Linked DNA regions of Homo sapiens: region 1 is linked to region 2. A link is a loop called in an ENCODE intact Hi-C map of the cell type or tissue named here. Cell type or tissue: GM12878. All regions are shown on one strand. Region 1 overlaps LOC105370080 (a long non-coding RNA gene). Region 2 overlaps ADGRD1 (adhesion G protein-coupled receptor D1).

The links. A loop is a pair of places that touch in the nucleus more often than their neighbours do. Peaks named below come from ENCODE experiments on the same cell type or tissue, not always from the same donor. Only the 100,000 strongest peaks of a DNase experiment are listed, where the experiment ranks them.
Region 1: a loop joins it to region 2, with 6 times the contacts of the local background. A loop is called at or near these places in 12 of 110 quality-filtered maps.

The regions. Positions count from the first base shown.
Region 1 is chr12:130,757,635-130,765,634 of GRCh38, reverse strand. LOC105370080 (a long non-coding RNA gene) reads right to left here. Exons shown (of 5, transcript XR_002957439.2): 1 at 7,518-8,000; 2 at 4,829-4,896; 3 at 4,098-4,337; 4 at 3,232-3,446; 5 at 2,512-2,631. Among named protein-coding and RNA genes, the nearest start is that of RIMBP2, 45 kb to the right of the region's middle. RefSeq lists enhancers at 3,536-3,685, 2,930-3,735. In GM12878, a CTCF peak has its summit at 3,758 (motif pointing left); DNase peaks (open chromatin) are centred at 584, 824 and 1,324; H3K4me3 peaks cover 296 bases.
Region 2 is chr12:131,128,087-131,136,086 of GRCh38, reverse strand. It overlaps ADGRD1 (adhesion G protein-coupled receptor D1), which reads right to left. Exons shown (of 25, transcript NM_198827.5): 21 at 4,271-4,362; 22 at 1-50. Among named protein-coding and RNA genes, the nearest start is that of LINC01257, 33 kb to the left of the region's middle. RefSeq lists an enhancer at 3,301-3,933. In GM12878, a CTCF peak has its summit at 3,485 (motif pointing right); a DNase peak (open chromatin) is centred at 3,492.

The DNA of each region.
Region 1 (8,000 bases), 370 kb after region 2:
ACCACATCATTAACACCATGACATCAACACTACATCATCAACACCAAGACCATCATTAACACCGTGGCATCATCAACACTGCATCATTAACACCATGACATCACCAACGTGACATCATCACCATGACATCATCAGCACCATGATATCAACACTGCATTAACATCATGACGTCATCAACACCATGACACCATCAATGCCACGACATCAACACCATGACATCATTAACACCACATCATTAACTCCACGACATCAACACAACATCAGCACAATGACATCACCACGACATCATCAACACCACATCACCATGACATGATCAACGCATGACATCATCAGCACTGCATCATTAACACCATGACATCATCAGCACTATGACATCATCAACACCATGACATCATCAACACCGCATCATTAACACCACATCATTAACACCATGACACTATCAACTCCATGACATCAACACAGTGACATGAACACCACATCAACACCATGACGTTGTCAACACCATGACATCATCAACACCACATCAGTAACACCATGACACTATCAACACCATGACATTAACACAGTGACATCATCAACACATGACACTTTCAACACCATGACATCATCAACACCACAACAACACATCATCAATACCACATCATTAACACCACGACACCATGAGCACATCATGAACACCATGACAGTATCAACACAATAACATCATCAACTCCATGACATCATGAACTCCACAACATAAACACCATGACATCAACACCACATCAACGCCACGACATCAGCACCACGACATCATCAAATCCATGACATCATCAACCCCATGACATCATCCACACTGCATCACCAACACCATGACATCAGCACCATGACATCATCAACACTGTGACATCATCAACACCACATCAATAACATCACGACATCAGCACCATGACGTCATCAACACAATGACATCACCATGACACCATCAACATCACATGATTAACACCGCATCATTAACACCATGACATCAGCACGACATCATTAACACCACGACATCAACACCACACCAACACCATGACTTCATCAACTCCGCATCATTAATACCAGGAAATCATCCACACCACGACCTCAGCAACCCCATGACACCATCATCAGCACTATGACATCGTCAAAACCACGATATTATCAACACCATGATATCAACACATCAACATCAACACCACATCAGCACCATGACATCATGAACACAACATCATCAACCCCATGACATCATCAACACTACATCATTAACACCATGAGACCAGCACCGTGACATCATCAACACCATGACAACATCAAAACCATGACATCAACATGGCATCATTAATACCATGACATCATCAACACAAGGACATCATCAACACTGCATCATTAACACCATGAGATCAGCACCGTGACATCAACACCATGACAACATCAAAACCATGACGTCAACACGGCATCATTAATACCAAGACATCATCAACACAAGGACATCATCAACACTGCATCATCAACACATCATCAAGACCATGACATCATGAACACCATGACATCATCAACTTCAACACCACGACATCATCAACATAGAAGACTCCTGTGAGCAAACGCAGAGTTGGGGCTTCTCCCCACCACTGAGTGAGCAACACTGCTGTAGCGGACACCAACAGGGGCATCCTCCGATTCTATTCTGACCCCTCTACCTGGAGACGGTGTCTGATCACACAGGGAGAGGGCTCAGTCCTAAGACCTCCCCCCCTACTCCAGACATGAGCTGCACGTCTGGGCCTTCTGACCAACTTCTTGATGTTGGGGTTCCCACAACCCCCTCTTTGGGTTTGATTAATTTGCTAGAGTGGCTCACGGGAGTCAGGGAAACACGTTTCCTGGTTTATTATAAGTGATATTGCAAAGAATATACATGAAGAGATGCACAGACGAGGTACGGGGAAGGGGCGTGGAGCTGCCATGCCCTCCCTGGGCAGCCCCTCCAGGAGCCTCTGCGTGGTCAGCTCTCTGAAAGGTCCCTGAACCCTGTCCTCTTGGGCCTTTGATGGAGACATCGTTGGACAGGAATGATTGACAACCATGTAGAAATGCAACTGGATACACAGGGCGTGGTGTAAACTCAGCAGGGCTTGTCTGTCCAGATTCTTCTTTTTTTTTTTTTTGAGACGGAGCCTCACTTTGTCACCCAGGCTGGAGTGTAGTGGTGTGATCTCGGCTCACTGCAACCTCTGCCTTCCAGGTTCAAGCAATTCTCCTGGCTCAGCACCCCCAGTAGCTGGTTTTACAGGCACGTGCCACCATGCCCGACTAATTTTTGTATTTTTAGTACAGATGGGGTTTTGCCGTGTTGGCCAGGCTGGCCTCGAACTCCTGACTTCAGGTGATCTGCCCGCCTTGGGCTCCCAGTCTTGGGATTACAGGCATGAGCCACCACGCCTGGCCCAGACTCTTCTCAGCTTCTCGGCAGCATTTCTTCCTCTAGGGGATGAGGCAGAACCCACCCTGGAATGAGGATCTTCTGACCCACAGTCAGATTAGGGTCTTGAGATTCAGCTTCCTGAGGCCTAAACTGCCCCAACGTGATAACAAAAGGCTATAACCAGGGCTGTGTGAGTTAGGAGGCAGGAGCTGTGGATGAAGACACACACATTTATTTCACGGTGAAGCTCACATAACATAAGTTAACAATCTTATCAACTACTCCAGAGTGGACGATTCAGTGGCATTTAGTGCACTGTGGACGGATGATTCAGTGGCATTTAGTGCACTGTGGATGGAAATGCAGGGGAGTTGATTGCCCTGCCACTTGCTCCGAGCCTCTGAGAGGTGACTGCCACACCCTTTGGCATTGAACTCTACATCCTTTGGATCCGTCAGCACCTTTCCAGCAATTCCTTGGGTCAAGCATGTGGGATTCACTTGCTCTTAAAATGAATGGTTAACTGTGCCTGGGCTGGTACAACTTGGTGCTGTGTGACCCCAGCCGTCCTCAGCCCTCCTTCTCACACCTCCACCTTGGCCAGTACCCACCTGGATTTCTCTCTGGTCCTCCAAGCTGCTGAACTTGTCCCCTCCGCAGGGCCTCCAGCCTGGCATGCTCTTCCCTGGGAGCGCCGCGTGCTACTTCTTACAATTTTGGGTCTTGCTCAGATGATAACTCCTTGGGGCAGCCTTCCCCGACCACCCTCCCCAGGCACTCCCTGCCACAAATGTCCCCACTGCACTTACGCTGCGGGGAGTTCTCTATCCGCTTCCTTGTTCACCCTCACTGGTCTCCCCAGGAAAGCTCCAGGAGGGAGGCGCTGGTTCTGTGTATTCACCTGTGCTGGGGCTGGCACTCCAGGCAGAGCTGTGGCGGAAGGAAGTGGCCCGAGACAGCCTGATTCCATCTTTTGGTTTCTGTGTGTTTCCTCCTCATAGACCCGCACCAGCGAACAGGGAACCTGCAACCAGGGGGTGGACACTGAAATAAAAACAAAGTGAGACAGAAACTTCTGCTCCTGCACCGCGGCTGCCCCTGAGTGCTCAGTGGCGGGGCTGTGGCCGCCTGTGGTCGCGGTGCGGAACTTGCCTTGCAGGATGCTGTGCGGGGTAGCCTGGACCCCACCATGGAGGGTTAGCCTCCTGTCCCCGGCCCTCCAATGCCTGCACAGGGCGGGTTCTGCATGGCTGTCCAGGGGATGATGCAGGCGTCCAGATGCGGGAAACGGTGACTGGATGGAGCGACTGCTCTCCAGCCTTGTCCTAGCAGACAGCACCATCTGCTGGGCCCTGGGTTTGTGTCTGCAACTGGATGGGCTCTAGCGGGGTTCTGCCCAATCTAGCAATTCGAGGTGGCACATCTACACCAATATCCACCTGCTGTTTACCAGACGCCATGCCAGGCAGGTGGTCAGCAGTGTGCATGCGACCACTTGCTCACGGCCTGCACTGAGCTGTGTGTGGAGAGGGACCTGTGGGACCTGGGTGCTGCTTGTGGTGCAGGCCCAACCAGGCTCAGGGAGGGGCGTCTGCTGCTCTGAGGCCTCGGGGGGTGCCCACCCGCCCAATGGTCACCCACCACGTGCGGGGCAAATGCCCACCGCAGTGCTCACCTCCAGACAAACATCGCTGCCTTCCTGCAGCTCCGTTCCAGGCAGGGAGGCACAGATGAGACGTGGTGGGCAGATGAGGTTGTTTCAGGTTGTGTTAGACAGTGTGGAGGAAATCAACAGAATGCTGTGGACAGTGCCCCGGCGGTGATGGGCAGATTAGGGACTGCACGCAGGAGTCAGTCACGGGAGGGGAATGGCACCACTGTCCCAAAAACAGCAAAAACGAGTCCAAGCATGGCACTGATGGGACATCAGAGGAGACAAAAGGTGGTGGCTGTTGGTGGTGCAGTGAGGGGAGGAGGCTGGGAGGGAGGTGGAAGCTTGGGCAGGGCCCGTTGGGCTTCGCATTCTATTCTAAGCACCATGGGAAGCTGTCACCGGGCTTTAGGCAGCGCGACGACAGGATCCGATCGAGGCTTTCCGTGTTGCTAGCAAAGGAATTCAACATTCCTGACATGGGTGAATGGAGAGAAAAGTGATGGGGCTCTTTCCAGAGGTCAAGGTTAAGGGGACTCTCATGGATGGGATGCATCCTGGGACCAGCAAAGTGGGAAGTGGTCGCCTCGCCCAAGCCTGTGGGGACCAGAGAGGGAATGGTCCCCGGAGGCCCACAGAGTAGGGCCGAGGACAGGGGAGGACACAGGAACACGAGGGGCTGCCGAGGGAGCAGGAGGTGCAGCCGCCCTCAGATCTGGCCTGCAGGGGTGGAGCAGGAAATGACAAACACCCACCTCTTCTCCTGGGGATGGTGGAGCCTGAGGCACCACGTCCACGAGGTCCTCTTGGGGTGGAGGCAGACCTGGAGGGGCAGACACACTCTCAGCTTCCAGAAAACCTTGACTCCAAGAAGTCACACTGAGAGATACCCCTGTCGCTGGAGAGATCTCCTTTTCTGATATAACCACTTTATTCCCATATCTTTGGGGTGTCTGGGGAGGTGACTCAGTCCCTCCAAAGGGAATGAGCGTGAACTGGGAGGGTGTGTTGGACCCAGGAGACTTTCACGGCGATAACCACATCTCCCCTTGCCCTTTCAGCCTCCTTCAGTGGGACCCACTTCCCTTCCCTGCACCGAAAGGGGGTGGCTCGTGAGTATTTTTAGATGAGGAACCTCTGCCCATGCAGTCCCAGGCAATGAGCTGCGCTCTCAGTGTAGCTTTCCACTTCACTCCCCTCTAAGCTGCACCCTGCTGTGGGCTGAGGCTTTAGCAGGGGCCGGACCAGGGTCCTCTGTCAGCGCCCTGCTCAGCCCTTCATAGGCTGGTTGTGGTTTTGCTCCCCACAGCAGGCAATGCTGGCACCAGGGAAGAGGGGTAAAGAGACAGGGCTGGGCTCGCTTGGCAGGGCTGTGGTGCTTGTGTGGGCTGTGGTGGTTGGCAGGGCTGTGGTGGTTGTGTGGGCTGTGGTGGTTGTGTGGGCTGTGGTGGTTGGCTTTAGGTGTCAGCTTGGCTAGGCCATGGCACCCAATTATGTAAACACACATGAATCTCAGTGCTCCCGGGAAGGTATTCTGTGGACATGGTGGATGTGCCCCGTCACCTGACTTTTAGTAAGGGCAAATGCCCTCCACAGCGTGAGTGGGCCTCACCCAGTCAGCTGAAGGAAGGAGACATTCTGCCCCAAGACTTTAGCCTCAGCCTCAGCCTGGGTTTCCAGCCCGTTGGCCTGTCCTGCAGATTTCAGACTTGACAGCTTCTAATCACATGAGCCAATCGCAAAAAGAAATCTCCTATCTGGATCCACATCTACATTTATATACCCATATCCATACATATATCCATGAATACCTCCATATCCATACCTCCATCCATGTCCACGCCTCCATCCACATCCATGCCTACATGTACATACATGTCTACGTCTGTATCCATGCCTACATCCACATCTGTGCCTACGTCCACATCCATATCTACACCCACATCCATATCTATACTCACGTCCATGACTACACCCCCATCCATATCTACACCCACGTCCATATCTACACCCTCATCCATATCTACACCCACGTCCATGACTACACCCACATCCATATCTACACCCACATCCATATCTACACCCTAATTCATATCTACACACACATCCATATCTACACCCACATCCATGCCTATGTCCACATCCACATCTATACCCACATCCATATCTACACCCTCATCCATATCTACACCCACATCCACGCCTACACCCACATCCATATCTACACCCACATCCACGCCTACACCCACATCCATATCTACACCCACATCCATATCTACACCTACATCCATGCCTACGTCCACATCCATATCTACACCCACATCCATATCTACCCCACATCCACATCTACACCCTCATCCACATCTACACCCACATCCACATCTACACCCACATCCATAGCTACACCCACATCCATATCTACCCCATATCCACATCTACACCCTCATCCACATCTACACCCACATCCACATCTACACCCACATCCACATCTACACCCACATCCATGCCTACACCCACATCCACATCTACACCCACATCCATATCTATACTCATGTCCATGACTACACCCCCATCCATATCTACACCCACGTCCATATCTACACCCTCATCCATATCTACACCCACATCCATGACTACACCCACATCCATATCTACACCCACATCCATATCTACACCCTAATTCATATCTACACACACATCCATATCTACACCCACATCCATATCTACACCCACATCCATATCTACCCCATATCCACATCTACACCCTCATCCACATCTACACCCACATCCACATCTACACCCACATCCACATCTACACCCACATCCATGCCTACACCCACATCCACATCTACACCCACATCCATATCTACACCCACATCCACGCCTACACCCACATCCACGCCTACACCCACATCCACGCCTACACCCACATCCACATCCATATCTACACCCCCATCCACATCTACACCCACATCCATATCTACACCTACATCCATATCTACACCCACATCCATATCTCACTCTCATCCATACCTCCGTCCACATCCGTGCCTACATCTGTATCCATATCTACAGCCACATCCATATCTACACCCTCATCATGTCTACACCCACATCCATTTCCAAGTCCATGTCTATATCTATACCCATAGCCACCTCTGTACCTATACCCATATCCATTTCCATATCTGTATCTATATTCATAGCCATATCTGTGTCTATACCTATATGTACCTCCATACCTATATTCATATCTACATCCAAATTTATTTCCATAGCCACATCTGTATCTATATCTGTATTCATATCCATATCTGTATCTATACCAATATCTATGTCCACATCCATATCTATGCCTAAATCTGTACCCATATCTGTATCCATATCCATCTAGATCCATATTCCTATCTGTATCTATACCCATATTCATGTCCATATCCATACCTCTCTCTATATCAATATCCATATCCATATTCATCCATTCCCGTGCTTATGTCCACTTCCATATCCACGCATGTCCTGTTACTCTGCTTCCCTGGGGACCCCTGGCTGAAACAGGAGGCTTCTATTGAACTCACTGGATGTGGCAAATTAAGAAAGGTTTCTCTTGTTCTGGGGTCTTAGGTGACCCCTGCTGGTCCCCTCTGTTGGTGATTTCCTTGACCCTGGGGTGCTGCCCTCTCTGCAGCGTCAGCCTCTACTGGTTCTTGAAGAGAAGCAGCAGGCCAGCCCCATCCCTCTGGATTTATATGTGGGGGCAGATCTCTCGGTCATGGGTCTCTCAGGTGCTAGCACCACAGCATGGAGTTATCTGAGTTGTCATCTCAGAGCAGGAACTCATCACCAAGGAGAGAGTGCCAAGCCATGCATGAGGAATCCACTGCCATGATCCAACACCTCCCATCAGGCCCCACCTCCAACACTGGG
Region 2 (8,000 bases):
ACGAGGTACCCAGGATGGGCAGCAGCACGGCCACTGCCTTGGCTGTCAACCTGGAGAGAAACAGTGACAGTCACCCTGAGTGGCAGGAGGGCAGGTGCAGGCTGTGAGGACTGCCCTCGAGACGCCAGGCTTCCAGATGGGTGCAGGCACCGCCCTGCCGGGAGCAAGACCTGGGGTCCTCCCTGCAGGTAGCCCTGGTTGAGGCATTTACCTGGGAGGAGCCTCGGTGTTTCCACACCTCCATCCCCTTACAGCTGGTGGGTGGGAGAGAGCTCTGGAAAAGTTCAGGTAGCACCCAGGGCTCACCTAGGCCATAGGGAGAATCTGTCCAGGCCCAGGGCTTGCATTTGAGCTGTTTGCAAAGATGAGGAGGAACCAGGACGGAGGGGAGAGATTCGGGGGACTGAAGCAGCAGAGCATCCCCCGCAGCGTCCAGAACCCAGGCCTCCTGTGAGACGCTTGGAAGGGTGCAATGAGGCCTGGGCCTGAAATGAGGCCATGGCCAGGAAGATTTCTCCAGGCCTCACTGGGCTGCAGCCCGCGTGTCCCCCGCTGATCACCCGAGCCCTCCTGTGACACTGACGGTGAGTTCTCAGAGGGCAGGGCCAAGTGGTCATCTTCATGGCCCTGCTCATGCTCAAAGGACGTGCTAAACAAGGGCTTGCTGAACTGCACTGTGAACTGACAGAGCCCCATCGCTGAACACACCAGCCCCATCAGCATGCGTTTTTATCTCCCTAGAGCCCATGGGCCCTCTTGACACAGGAGAGGCAGGTTATATATTGACCCCATTGTATAATAAGGAAACTGAGGCCCCACAGCCCCTGGTAATGGCTAAGGTGATACAGGGTTTCATCAGGGGCAGAACCAGAGGGTATGCAGACGTCCCCACCTGGGCCAGTTAGCACCTGCTCTGACTGGGCACACCAGCTGCCTGCCTCAAAGCCATTCCTGATGTGCTGTGTCAATCATGGCCAACTACCTCAAGCCCAGTCCATCCTGACTTCTGAAACAGCTGGGCTTTCCACAGCAGGGACCTTCTGCCTTTGAGCTTTAGAGAAAAGTCTAGAGACTAGCGGAGTTCCTGCTGCCCAGGTCAGCCACTGTCACATGCCTCGGTTTACCCCTCATCACTCAGGCCAGTGACTGAGATTGTCTCCCTCATAGACTGTGGGTTCCTTAAAGGCTGGAGCTTGGTCTTTTTGTCTCTGTAACCCCAAAGTGCATCCCAGCACCAGGACTCAGAGGCTCTCAGGAAATAAACATTGAATGAATGAATGAATGAATGAATGATGAACAAGTGGACGGCCATGCAGCAGTGCTGCACACAGATCTGGCACCTCCCCGGAGGAGGTGAGATGCGGCCATAATGAGCTTCCTTGTCAAGAGACCAAGAGCCTGGCACTGACAGCTCCGGGCAACCGGTGCCTGTAAAACCCAGAAGTGTTCCAGCACTTCAGCTCTCAGAGAAGCCGCAGCCAGCTTGTTCTCATAATGCTAATGCAATAAAAATAAAACACCTGTTTCTGGGAAACAACAATATCATGCATTATTCAGCTACAATCTTTAGGTCCCGGGAAACCGTATCTGAAAGGATCAATCACTGAGAAATAAGTACCAAAATGTGCTACTTTTAAAGTGATGGTTTGACTTTTCTTAAAATGAACAATAGAAGAAGATCTTGGGGGAAGACGCTGAGCTGAAGCTCTGCGGACTCTCAACACGGCCAGAGCTGTCAGTGTCCCTGGTCAAAAGCAGAAGAAGAGGGGTCCCTGGATCTGAAGGAGGCTCTAGGCAGGGGGTGTGCTTTCCTCTCTGATCTATGACCCCCTTCTGCTCCCCCAAGGTTGGCCCTGGCCTAGGGGGCTCAGGCCCTGAGTCTCCAGGCCCCACAGCCCACCTGCTCGTGGGTGCACTTCTGTGGGGGTCTCACCCTCACGCCCCCGCCCCCAGGGTCCCACTTGTAAAACCTGACCATTCTCTGCTTCTTTTTCAGGAGTCTGGAATCACAATCAATAAACAGAGACTTTTTTAAAAAGTGAAAGCCAGGCTTCTCCCCCTGCTCAGACCTCACTTATTCTATTCTCCACTTTTCTTGGGGTAGGGGGGTGGCAGGGAAGTGAAAGCCAACCCTGTGGAGGGCCCCTGAGGAAGAATCTTATCTTGTTATTCACTGAGTACTGGGCTGCTTGGCACTAAGAAAATCACTAGAATAAAACCAGAGGATGAAGAATAGCAAGGTGCTGGGGAAGCTTCCTCACGATGCAGTGACTGCCTCTTCCTGCCTGGCGCCTGCTCCCTGGCTGTGCTTCCTCAGCCCTGGGAGTCAAGTGTTACACAATCCACACTAAGAAGATTGTGAGGAAGCATCCCTGAGGGGCAGACCTGGCCGCCCAAAGGAGAGGAGCTGAAGGCATTGGGAAATGTGCTGGGTTGCACAATGGAGAGGGACCCAGAGCGGTCTGTCCCCAGAGATGCCTGCCTGCACCTCCCCGGAAGGGACGCATCCCTGGGCTGCCAGGTGCAGACGCAGGTGGGAAGGATGGGCAATGCCTTCAGCTGTGCCCTGCAAAGACCTGGGCATGCTCTCCCGGGGCACGCTACCTCGAGCCTTCACAAGAGCTGCAGACACAGTGCCAGCCTGTCGCTTGGAGGACATTTCCATGGAGAAGCAAAGGCAGTGGACAGAAGCTGCTTCCTGGGTGGGCACTGATGGGAGGATGGGGCGCAGTGGGGTAGAGATGGAAGGCGGTGCACAGGTGCGGGGCAGGTGCACAGGGGTGTTCTGGTGACAGTGGAAGTAGTGGCCTCATGGGGCTCAGACAGGGGATTGTGAGCTTTTGCTGGAGACAAGCTGGCAACAGACTGGCTGACCCTGAACGCTGAGGTGAGGGCCTGGGGAGCTGAGGGCTGGGGTGAGGAAGGGACAGGTCCCTCCCCAGCCAGGCCATGAGAGGTCCAGGAGACCATCCTGGTCTCAGCAATGGAAGAGGAAAGGACGTGATCTCTGACCCCACGAGCATCTCTTCTCGCACGGGGCACAACCCTTGAAGGTTTCCAGGAGCTGAACAGCCCAAGGAGGCTGCAGCCTCTTGTCAGGTTAATTTATGGTGTTTGGAATTCATTACAGACTAATTCTCTCATAGATTCGCTGCTGACATATTTGCCACTTTTGCTTTCACATCAGAACAGATACGCGGTGGCTGAAGTAACAGTACAGAATGTCAGCTGCCTGGTACCCACGCCCTGCTTTTCACAAAGCCCCTGAATTCCCTGCGAGGGACAGCCTCCCCAGCTTTCAGCCCTGTGGTTTGGGGGTGCTAACTGAACAGTCACACGGTCATATGAGTGAATCCCCCTCTACAGGGTCTGGCTCAGGGAGGGCACAGGTCCAGCCTGAGTCCCCATCGTCCTCCAGGCGCAGGCCTCCGTCTCAGCAGGTGGGACAGGGACTCCCCCGTGGGCCTGAACCCCTGCCGCAGCCATTCGGCCACCAGGGGGCAGAGTCGACCTCGGCCTGAAGCCAACACTAAGGATGCGAAGGCGAGCTGGGCCCGGTGCTGCAACTGCCAAAGAATTCCTGCAACGCCAGGGCTTCTGAGCTCCGGACTTCACAGTCAGCTGCGTCAGTGAGTCCCCCTTCTGCTTAGGCCAGTGCATGCTGGGATTTCTGTCACCTGCAATCGGCTGGGCCGTAAGAGATGCAGGTCAGGACACCCCCGATGGCAGTGAGTTGTGTGGCTGGAATCCCTCCCAGAGACCCCGCCCCTTCTCCAGGCGGGGCAGCCCAGAGCACACCAGGACACTGCTCTCCCTTGCACCTTCCCTGATGTGCCAGCTGAGGGGGAACCTGTTATCATCCCGTTCTGCACGTGAGGAAGGCGAGGTGCTGAGGGGCTAAACTCGCTGAGCCCAGCAGATGGCCAGGGCAGATGCGGGACTGGCAGGGGCTTTCTGGCTCTAGAATCTTCCCCGTTGCCGCCCCCCAGCTGCTCATCACCCTGGGGTGAAGAAATCCCTAGGAGAACTCCGTAGACTCCGTTCTTCTACACATGGGAGCTCTGGGGCTGGGTAAAGGCCCTGTCCTGGGTCACGAGAGCCAAGCGAGGGCGTGAAACCAGAGCTGCCCTGAGATGGCAGGGACACGGAGCAAGTGGAGGACTTTGGTGCCGGCCACAGGAGGCAGGAGTGGCTATCTCTCCTGTGACCTCAAAGCATCCTCTGGGGGCAGAAGGGCCGTGGCACTGCTGGCAGCCTGAGGTCAACTTACTTGAAGGCACTGGGGTCTCCATGGATCTTGTAGTTGTCGGCGCTGATCTGTGAGATGACTCTGGTCACAGCGATGAGGATGCCAATGTTGACCTGCACAAGAAACCATGGAGGAAGGTGAGGGGGGCCTGGGCTGCACCTGCAGGAGAGCTGCGTCCGCCTGGCCACTGCCCTCACCACAGGCTACCCCTGCCCAGCCAGGGCTCCTGGGACACAGGGGCATCACTGGGACAAATCTCACCCTGTTCCGTGGGCTTTTACCAACACACACAACATGCAAGCTTGCCTCTGAGAGCACCTGCACTGAGAAGACAGCAGAGACGAGTTCTAGTCCCAGGAACACATCCGGGCATGAGGGCATGAGCCTGGGCCAGACCTCATCTTAGCATTTGCTTCGTTAGTGTGACCCTGGGCAACTCACCCAGGTCCTCGGAGCCTCAGTGCCCCAGGTGATGAGAAGGATAGTGCCCACTGTGCAAACGACTGCTCAATGTGCCAGGCCCCGGCACAGGAGCTGGCTCTCATCTCCCGCCCCGGCCCAGGCCTGCGGCTGTGCGAGCCACAGAAGCTGCGGCAGAGGGGCATCATCTCCTGCCAGCACCCCTCCTTGCTGGGAAACTGCTGGAAGGCTCCTGTTGGGACCTATGGGGCTGGGCGGGGCACTGAGGGGCCCCGGCAGAGGCTTCAGCACAACCTGCCCCTCACCTGGGCAGCTCCCTCAGTAGGAGGCTGGCGAGGCAGGCACAGCATGGGGAAGAACCCCCTAGTGTCCTCTGGCTGCGGGGTTAGGGTGAGGGTTAGCCTTCTCCCTTGTGTCTGAAAAATTCTGAGGCCGTGTACAGAGTCAGCAAGGAGTCCAGTTCCAGGATAAAGTCCTCTGTGTGAACTCTCAGGCTCGAACTTTCAGGCAATGAACAGGGCTCTACCTCGCCGGCCTCACAGGGCAGCTGCTGTCCCCACGCCAGCCTGGGCGCGGCCAGAGCCTGGCAGTCTCTGAAGGGAGCTGCAGTCGGAGGGCAGCCACTGGGGCCCCGCACGGGATGGCCAGCTTCGCTCTCCCCCCGCACGGGATGGGCCGGCCTCGCTCTTCCCCCGCACGGGATGGGCCAGCATCGCTGTTCCGCACACCTGCACCCCTCGCCTAGGTGCCCGCGCCAGGCCTTTCTGAAGCAACTGCTGAGCCCGCCTCACCCTAGGGGCCTTGAAGCCACCTTCTGTGCCCAGGACTTTTCCACTGTGAGCCCTTCCCCTTCCTCCTCGCGCAGCTCCCGAGCCCATGAATCAGCAGGAGCCCTCCGCCCAGGGCTCTCTCAGCAGGAGACCGGCCCTGTCTGCACGGAGGCTTCAGACCCTCCTGGTGCTGTTCTTTGGGAGAGAGTGGTGCGTGGTGGGGCCGCCCCCTCCTGCCTAGCCCCTTAGGACACTATTGTGGCAGTGAGCACCCCAACTGTTCCCTCCTCGGCTCCTGTCTTCACTGACCACCTCAACACCTGGAAGCTCAGCTCACGCCCAGCTCAGCTGACAGTCGGATGCACCTTAGTTGCCCTTATTTTCCCATCTGTAAAGTGAGGCTAATAACAGAAGTGTCCAAAGGCCAGGGAAGGGAAAAGAAGTCAACACATTAGCCACCCAGCATGGTGTCTGCACAAAGAGCATGTCCAGAAACGCTGATGCCCCCCAGCCAACCTCACTGTGTAACGACGAGAAGAAAGCCACACTCAACTAGGAGCAGCAAGCGGGAGCAGCGTGGATGACAGGTCAGTGGTTTTCAAATGCAGTGATGATTCAACTAGGACAGTGACAAACGCGTGACTAATGTGCAGTTATTACTTCGAGTGGGGATTTCAATTGCAGATGGCTGATGGTCACTGATGTGTGAGTGCGGCCCATGCCCTCGGGGCAGGCTGGCCTTGGCCATCTGCCTGGGAAGCACTTTCGTGCCTCCAGTGGTGGCTACAGCATCACACAGAGAGGGAGGTGGAGATGGAAGGTGCCCCAAGTCAAACTGCCACAGACCCTGCCTGCTCTTACTGAGATTCAGAAGTTTTTCTTGAATAAATGCTTTTAGTGTGCATGCCTTTGTTTCTAGAATTCCGACTATTTTTTCAAAACAATTCTTCCAGTTCTTTCCTTGTTTTGGGAGTGGAGATTTCCCCAGGTCCTGACTCTGCCATTCTGCAACTCCTGCCCCTTTCCCTTGAGGGATTTCTATTCCGGGTACCTCACCCACTGACACAGGCGGGGGCCTCATCTGTAACAAGATTGGAAACAACCTGAACGTCCACACCGAGACAGCAGGGCGGGGCTGTCACTCACACCCAGACAGCAGGGCGGGGCTGTCACTCACACCCAGACAGCAGGGCGGGCCTGTCACACCCAGACAGCAGGGCGGGCCTGTCACTCACACCCAGACAGCAGGGCGGGCCTGTCACTCACACCCAGACAGGAGGGCCAGCCTGTCACTCACACCCAGACAGGAGGGCAGGCCTGTCACTCACACCCAGACAGCAGGGCGGGGCTGCCACTCACACCCAGACAGGAGGGCCGGCCTGTCACTCACACCCAGACAGCAGGGCGGGCCTGTCACTCACACCCAGACAGCAGGGCGGGGCTGTCACTCACACCAGACAGCAGGGCGGGCCTGTCACTCACACTCAGACAGCAGGGCGGGCCTGTCACTCACACCCAGACAGCAGGGCCGGCCTGTCACTCACACCCAGACAGCAGGGCGGGGCTGTCACTCACACCCAGACAGCAGGGCCGGCCTGTCACTCACACCAGACAGCAGGGCGGGCCTGTCACTCACACCAGACAGCAGGGCGGGGCTGCCACTCACACCCAGACAGGAGGGCCGGCCTGTCACTCACACCCAGACAGCAGGGCGGGGCTGTCACTCACACCCAGACAGCAGGGCCGGCCTGTCACTCACACCCAGACAGCAGGGTGGGGCTGCCGTCCACACCCAGACAGCAGGGCAGGGCTGCTGCCCACACCCACTCTATGGAACACTTTGTGGGTCTGAGACAGACTCAGGCAGCTCTTCCTTGGCGAAGAAGCCACACCCCACATACACTGAAGGCCGCCATGGGGTGGGTATGTAGTTACAGTCCCCCTATCTGCACAAAACCCCAGGATACCCATGAAACCAGCATCACGGGTTGCCTGTTTGGAGGGAGGGTGGAAACCAGGGAATGCAAAAACATACATAGGCAGACACATTTATGCATAGATTCTTAAGCTTTTCCTGTAAATTTTGTGTTGCCATTTCATAAATCAGATTCTTTAAATTTTAGTTTTAAACAATTATAAATTAAAAGGAAATAATATGAAACCCATTTCCTGTGAATGACGGAGCAGTGTCCTTGGGGTCAGGTGGAATAGAAACTCAGCCATGCAGTGTTCCAGTGATTCAGGGGATGGAGAAACCGTGAAGCCTGGGACCCATGAGAGGGATGCCTGGAGATGCTGGAGAGGATCTCGAGCAACTTGAGTGAGTGCAGAGTTCCCATCAACCAACACCCCACCTGAGCTCAGGGTCCCATCACAACCAACCCAACCAACACCCCACCTGAGCTCAGGGTCCCATCACAACCAACCCAACCAACACCCCACCTGAGCTCAGAATCCCATCACAACCAACACAATCAACACCCCACCTGAGCTCAGAATCCCATCACAACCAACACAGTCAAACACCCCACCTGAGCTCAGAATCCCATCACAACCAACAC